Regions from separate parts of the Homo sapiens genome. Here region 1 is linked to region 2. Evidence: chromatin loops called from intact Hi-C (ENCODE). Cell type or tissue: PC-9. All regions are shown on one strand. Links, peaks and the distances in the headings refer to the core of each region. The heading gives the core; the rest is flanking DNA.

Region 1 (2,908 bases), core at 178-2,677, 270 kb before region 2:
AGAGTTAGTGACAGCTTCCTAGAAGGGGTGACATTTGAGCTGAGATCAGAAGGACGAGTGGAGCCGGGCATGGTGGTGCATGCCTGTAATCCCAGCTACTCGGAAGGCTGAGGCAGGAGAATCACTTGAACCTGGGAGGCAGAGGTTGCAGTGAGCCGAGATTGTGCCACTGCACTCCAGCCTGGGCGACAGGCTGCTCCGTCTCAAATAAATAAATAAACAAACAAATAAATAAATAAATAAATAAAGGCCAGGCGCAGTGGCTCATGCCTCTGATCCTACCACTTTGAGAGGCCAAGGTGGGCGGATCACTTGAGGACAGGAGTTTGACACCAGCCTGGACAACATGGTGAAAGCCCGTCTCTACTAAAAATACAAAAATTAGTTGGGTGTGGTGGTGCACGCCTGTAATCCCAGCTACTTGGGAGGCTGAGGCAAGAGAATCGCTTGAATCCGGGAAGCAGAGATTGCAGTGAGCCGAGATGGCGCTGCTGCACTCCAGCCTCCGCGACAGGGCAAGCCTCCTTCTCAAAAAAAAAAAAAAAAAAAAAAAAAAAAAAAAAGACGAGTGGAAATTAACCAAGCAAGGATTAGTGTCCAGGATGGGGCAGAGTGCTGGGCAGAAGAACACAGGTAGGGAGAAGATCAAAACATTTTCTCTACCCTCAGGAGTCTCATGGCTTGAGTGGTTTCGAGTCTGGGGCTACATGGCACAGACATAGAAAAGATAAGTCCCGAAGGAACAATTATTTATTTTTTTATTTTGCTAGACAGGGTCTGGAACTCCTCCTGGCCTCAAGTGATCCTCCTCCCTTAGCCTCCTAACGTGCTGGAATTACAGTCGCGAGCCAGCGCGCCCGGCCTCAATTTTAAACGTTTATAAAGATAGAGAGGTTGTGGCAGGGCGCGGTGGCTCACGCCCGTAATCCTAGCACTTTGGGAGGCCGGAGCAGGTGGATTGCCTGAGCTCAGGAGTTTAAGACCACCCTGGGCAATATGACAAAACCCCGTCTCTAATAAAACTACAAAAAATCAGCGCGCCTGTAGTCCCAGCTGTTTGGGAGGCTGAGGCACGAGAATCGCTTGAATCCGGAAGGCGGAGGTTGCAGTCAACGGAGATCACGCCCTGCACTCCAGTCTGGACGACAGAGCGAGACTGTCTCAAGGAAAAAAAAAAGAGAGAGAGAGAGAAAGAGAGAGAGGTTGGCTGTTCGCGGTGGCTCACGCCTGTAATCCCAGCACTTTGGGAGGCCGAAGTGGACCGATCACTTCAGCCCAGGAGTTCGAGACCAGCCGGAGCAACATGGCGAGGCCCTGTCTCTACAAAAAATATAAAAATTAGCCGTGTGCACTGGCGCACGCCTATAGTCCCAGATACTCCGGAGGCTGAGGTGGGAGGATCCCTTCAGCTGGGGAGGAAGAGCTTGCAGTAGGCTATGATTGCACCACTGCACTCCAGCCTGGGCGACAGAGCGAGACCCTGTCTCAAATTTTTTTTAAAAAATAGATGTTTATTATGCATTCATCCAGTAGATATTTAGTGCGTCGATCTACTAAGCAAGGGGCCCAGGCACTGGGATTCCGCGGTGAATCTGAGCATCCCCGCCTCCCGTTCCTGCCTCGTGATTGGCTGCCCTTGGGCCAATGGCTGAAGAGTCCACCGCTCTGCCAGCCCCCGCGGCAATCCTCCAGCTGCAGCTTCCCCTGTTCGGTTTGCAGGCGGCGCTGTGGGCTCACTGACTCCTCCGTCACACGCAGACCTGGTCCCCACCCTCTCTGATTCTTTCAGACTCTTAGGAATGAATAGAGTGTATACCCCAGAGTCCCACCCTCTTTACAAAATCCTTTTGTGAATTTTTCTGCCTGTGCAGGTTTCCAATACAGGTCCAGAATCCCACGCCCGCCTCTTATCAACCAACACCAGCGGCTCTCCCGTTAATGTGACCTCCAGCCATTCGGCCCGTAGGCCGATGCTTGGGAAATCTTGACAGCGGCCCAAGCCGGCAGTCGGCACTTCTCTCGGTCGGTTAATTGTTTACTCGTTTGTTTATTTATCCTGGAGTGGAGGCTAGCCGGGTGCGCGGAGGCGGCTGCCCCCAGGGAAGCCCGCTTCCTGTGGTTGGCTTGCTCAACTACTATCCGCCCTCTTGCGCACTGGAAAAAATTGCAGAGCTGGGAATGCACCCCTTGATGGTTCCGTTCATGCAGTAAAACAATGCCTGGGCCCCTGCCTTGTGCCTGGATCCGTGCTAGGGACATCGACGATGACTGAAACAGCCCTGGCCCTGCCCTCAGGGGCCTTGCAGTCCGATGGGAAAGACCTATCACCAGATATGGACCACCCAAGGTGGCCAGGGCTTGGACGGGAGACCTAAAGGGACTGTGGGAGCTTGGAAGGAGCAGCTGACCCAGCCTGTTGCATCAGAGAAGGCCTCCTGGAAGAGGGGACATCTGAGCTAGCATCTCAAAGAAGGCTAGAAGGACAACCATGTAGTCTCTGGCTACCATGTCCCCAGTGCCTACCACCCCCTTGTTTAGCATTGGATTTTTTTTTTTTTTTTTTTTTTTTTTTTTGAGACGGAGTCTCCTTCTGTCACCCAGGCTGGAGTGCAGTGGTGCGATTTTGGCTCACTGCAATCTCCATCTCCCGGGTTCAAGCGATTCTCCTGCTTCAGCCTCCCTAGTAGCTGGGATTATAGGCGTGCACCACTATGCCTGGCTGATTTTTGTACGTTTTGTAGAGACAGGGTTTCGCCACGTTGTCCAGGCTGGTTTCGAACTCCTGGCCTCAAGCAATCCACCCGCCTCAGCCTTCCAAAGTGCTGGGATTACAGGCCTGAGCTACTGTGCCTGGCCGACTCATTCACTTTTATTTATTAACAAGTTTTAATTGTGGGTCATTGGCCAG
Region 2 (2,908 bases), core at 133-2,632:
TAATTATTATGAAACAAGGTCTTGCTCTGTCGCCCAGGCTGGAGTACAGTGGCACAATCACAGATCACTGCAGCCTCCACCTCCTTGGCTCAAGTGATCCTCCAGCCTTAGCCTCCTAAGTAGCTGAGACCACAGGTGCACACCACCATGCCTGATAATTTTTTTTTTTTTTTTTTTTGGAGACGGAGTTGCCCTCTGTTGCCCAGGCTGGAGTGCAGTGGTGTGATCTCAGCTCACTGCAAGCTCCGCGTTCCGGGTTCACACCATTCTCCTGCCTCAGCCTCCTGAGTAGCTGGGATTACAGGCACCCGCCACCACTCCCGGCCAATTTTCTTTCTTTTTTTTTTTTTTTTGTATTTTAGTAGAGACGGGGTTTCACCATGTTAGCCAGGATGGTCTCGATCTCCTGACCTCATGATCCACCTGCCTCAGCCTCCCAAAGTGCTGGGATTACAGGTGTGAGCCACCGCGCCTGGCCCAATACCCGGCTAATTTTGTGTGTGTGTGTGACGCAGTCTCGCTCTGTCGCCCAGGCTGGAGTGCAGTGGCGCTATCTCTGCTTGCTGCAAGCTCTGCCTTCTGGCTTCATGCCATTCTCCTGCCTCAGCCTCCCGAGTAGCTGGGACTACAGGCACCCGCCACCACGCCCGGCTAATTTTTTTTTTTGTAATTTTAGTAGAGACGGGGTTTCACCGTGTTAGCCACGATGGTCTCAATCTCCTGACCTTGTGATCCGCCTGCCTCGGCTTCCCAAAGTGCTGGGATTACAGGCCTGAGCCACCGCGCCCGGCCAATTTTGTATTTTTAGTAGAGATGGGGTTTCACCATATTGTCCAGGCTGGTCTCAAACTCCTGACCTCGTGATCCGCCTGCCTCGGACTCCCAAAGTGCTGGGATTACAGGCATGAGCCACCACGCCCAGCCAGAATTTTTTCTTTTTTCTAGAGAAGGGGGTCTCCGTATGTTGCCCAGTCTGGTCTTGACCACCTGACCTTCATTGATTTTCCTACGTCGGCCTCCCAAAGTGGTGGGATTACAGGTGTGAGCCACTGCCACCGGCCAGTAATTATGCTGATGAAAGACCTGTTTTTTCTCCAGTTCCTGGGATGGCTCTAGGGAGGGTTATTTACACTGTGAGTGAGGAGGCATTCACAGAGAAGTTCCTCCAGAGTGTGGAAGAAGCACTACCATTTGGCACCAACGCCTGGAGAACAAAGGAGGAGACCATTGGCCAAAGAGAGGCATTTCCATTTTGTTGGAACCTGCTGACCACCAACCCATAGCATTTTTTCCCTTTCTTCCTTGCTAATCCAATCGCAGATTCATTGAGGAGGTGAGAGGTCCTGAGATCCAGGCTGGAAGAGGAGTGATTGGTCTACCTGGTTCTCAAGGGATAATGTTGCCCCCTAGAGGACATTTTGGAAATTATTAAGGAAAATTAACGACTGGTTTTTTGGTTGTCATCTGGTTCTCAAGGGAACAGTATTGCTTCCTTGGGAGAATTTGGAAACTTACCTTTTTTCATCGTCACAATGGTGAAGGGTTTGTTACTGGGATTAGAGGACAAGGACCAGACATGCCAAGATGTTCTACAATATAGCATTCCTAATTAATAATCACCTAATGAATAAAGCTCAGATAGCACTTAAAAAGTGGGGAAAGGACTGTTTATACTAAATTATGCTAAGCTGTAACACTGAACTATTCCAGTTCTTTTGAAATTGTTTACATAGCAAAATCATAGTTGACTCCTGGCCATTTAAGACTTATGCCACCACTCTTGGGATAGTGAAAATGTTTTGCAACTAGATTGAGGTGGTGATTGTATAATATGGTGAAAGTACTAAAAGCCACTAAATTGTGCACTTCAAAATGCTGCCTAATTTTATATTATGTGAATTTCACCTCAATAAAAATGTCTTTTTTTTTTTTTTTTTGAGAGGGAGTCTTGACCTGTTGCCAGGCTGGAGTGCAGTGGCGCAATCTCAGCTCACTGCAACCTCCACCTCTCAGGTTCAACCCATTCTCCTGCCTCAGCCTCGCAAGTAGCTGGGACTACAGGTATGCGCCACCACACCCAGCTAATTTTTTTGTATTTTTAGTAGAGACAGGGTTTCACCATGTTGACCAGCATGGTCTCAATCTCCTGACCTTGTGATCCACCTGCCTCGGCCTCCCAAAGTGCTGGGATTATAGGTGTGAGCCCCCGGGCCCAGCCAATAAAAATGTTTTTTTAAAAGGATGCATATTTCCAAACATGAGACTATACCATCACATTTAATTTTTCCCAGAAACTATAAAAAGTAGAAGTGAAGAGAGGAAAGGGAGACACTTTTAGACCTTCAATGAGTCTGCAAGTACAGGAGAAAATAATTTATGCAGCAATTAGCTTTATTTTCAGGGCTCTTTTTCTTTTCTTTTTTTTTTGTTGAGACGGAGTCTCGCTCTTTTGCCCAGGCCGGAGTGCAGTGGCGCTATCTTGGCTCAGTGCAAGCTCTGCCTCCTGGGTTCATACCATTTTCCTGCCTCAGCCTCCCGAGTAGCTGGGACTACAGGCACCCGCCACCATGCCCAGCTAATTTTTTGTATTTTTAGTAGACACGGGGTTTCACCGTGTTAGCCAGGATGGTCTCGATCTCCTGACCTCATGATCCGCCCGCCTCTGCCTCCCAAAGTGCTGGGATTACACGCGTGAGCCACCGCGCCTGGCCAACAAAGTGATCATTTTACAAGAGTTATGGCATAGTCACAGGTAAGAACCTGGGTCACTGGGTCACTCCCTAACCAATTACGAATTACTATATGCCATGGACCTTCAGGATTACTTTCTTTTTTGTTTTGTTTTTGTTTTTTTTTTTGAGACAGAGTCTCGCTCTGTCACCCAGACCGGGGTGCAGTGGCGCGATCT

Evidence for each region. Hi-C counts contacts between places; a loop is a spot of excess contacts. Peaks named below come from ENCODE experiments on the same cell type or tissue, not always from the same donor. Only the 100,000 strongest peaks of a DNase experiment are listed, where the experiment ranks them.
Region 1: a loop joins it to region 2, with 6 times the contacts of the local background. A loop is called at or near these places in 46 of 110 quality-filtered maps.

The regions. Positions count from the first base shown.
Region 1 is chr19:46,854,563-46,857,470 of GRCh38, forward strand. No RefSeq gene overlaps it. Among named protein-coding and RNA genes, the nearest start is that of ARHGAP35, 5.0 kb to the right of the region's middle. RefSeq lists enhancers at 781-1,719, 1,720-2,656. In PC-9, for the core only: a CTCF peak has its summit at 1,740; a DNase peak (open chromatin) is centred at 1,669.
Region 2 is chr19:47,123,998-47,126,905 of GRCh38, forward strand. No RefSeq gene overlaps it. Among named protein-coding and RNA genes, the nearest start is that of SAE1, 5.4 kb to the right of the region's middle. In PC-9, for the core only: CTCF peaks have their summits at 1,400 (motif pointing left) and 1,600; a DNase peak (open chromatin) is centred at 1,384; H3K27ac peaks cover 723 bases.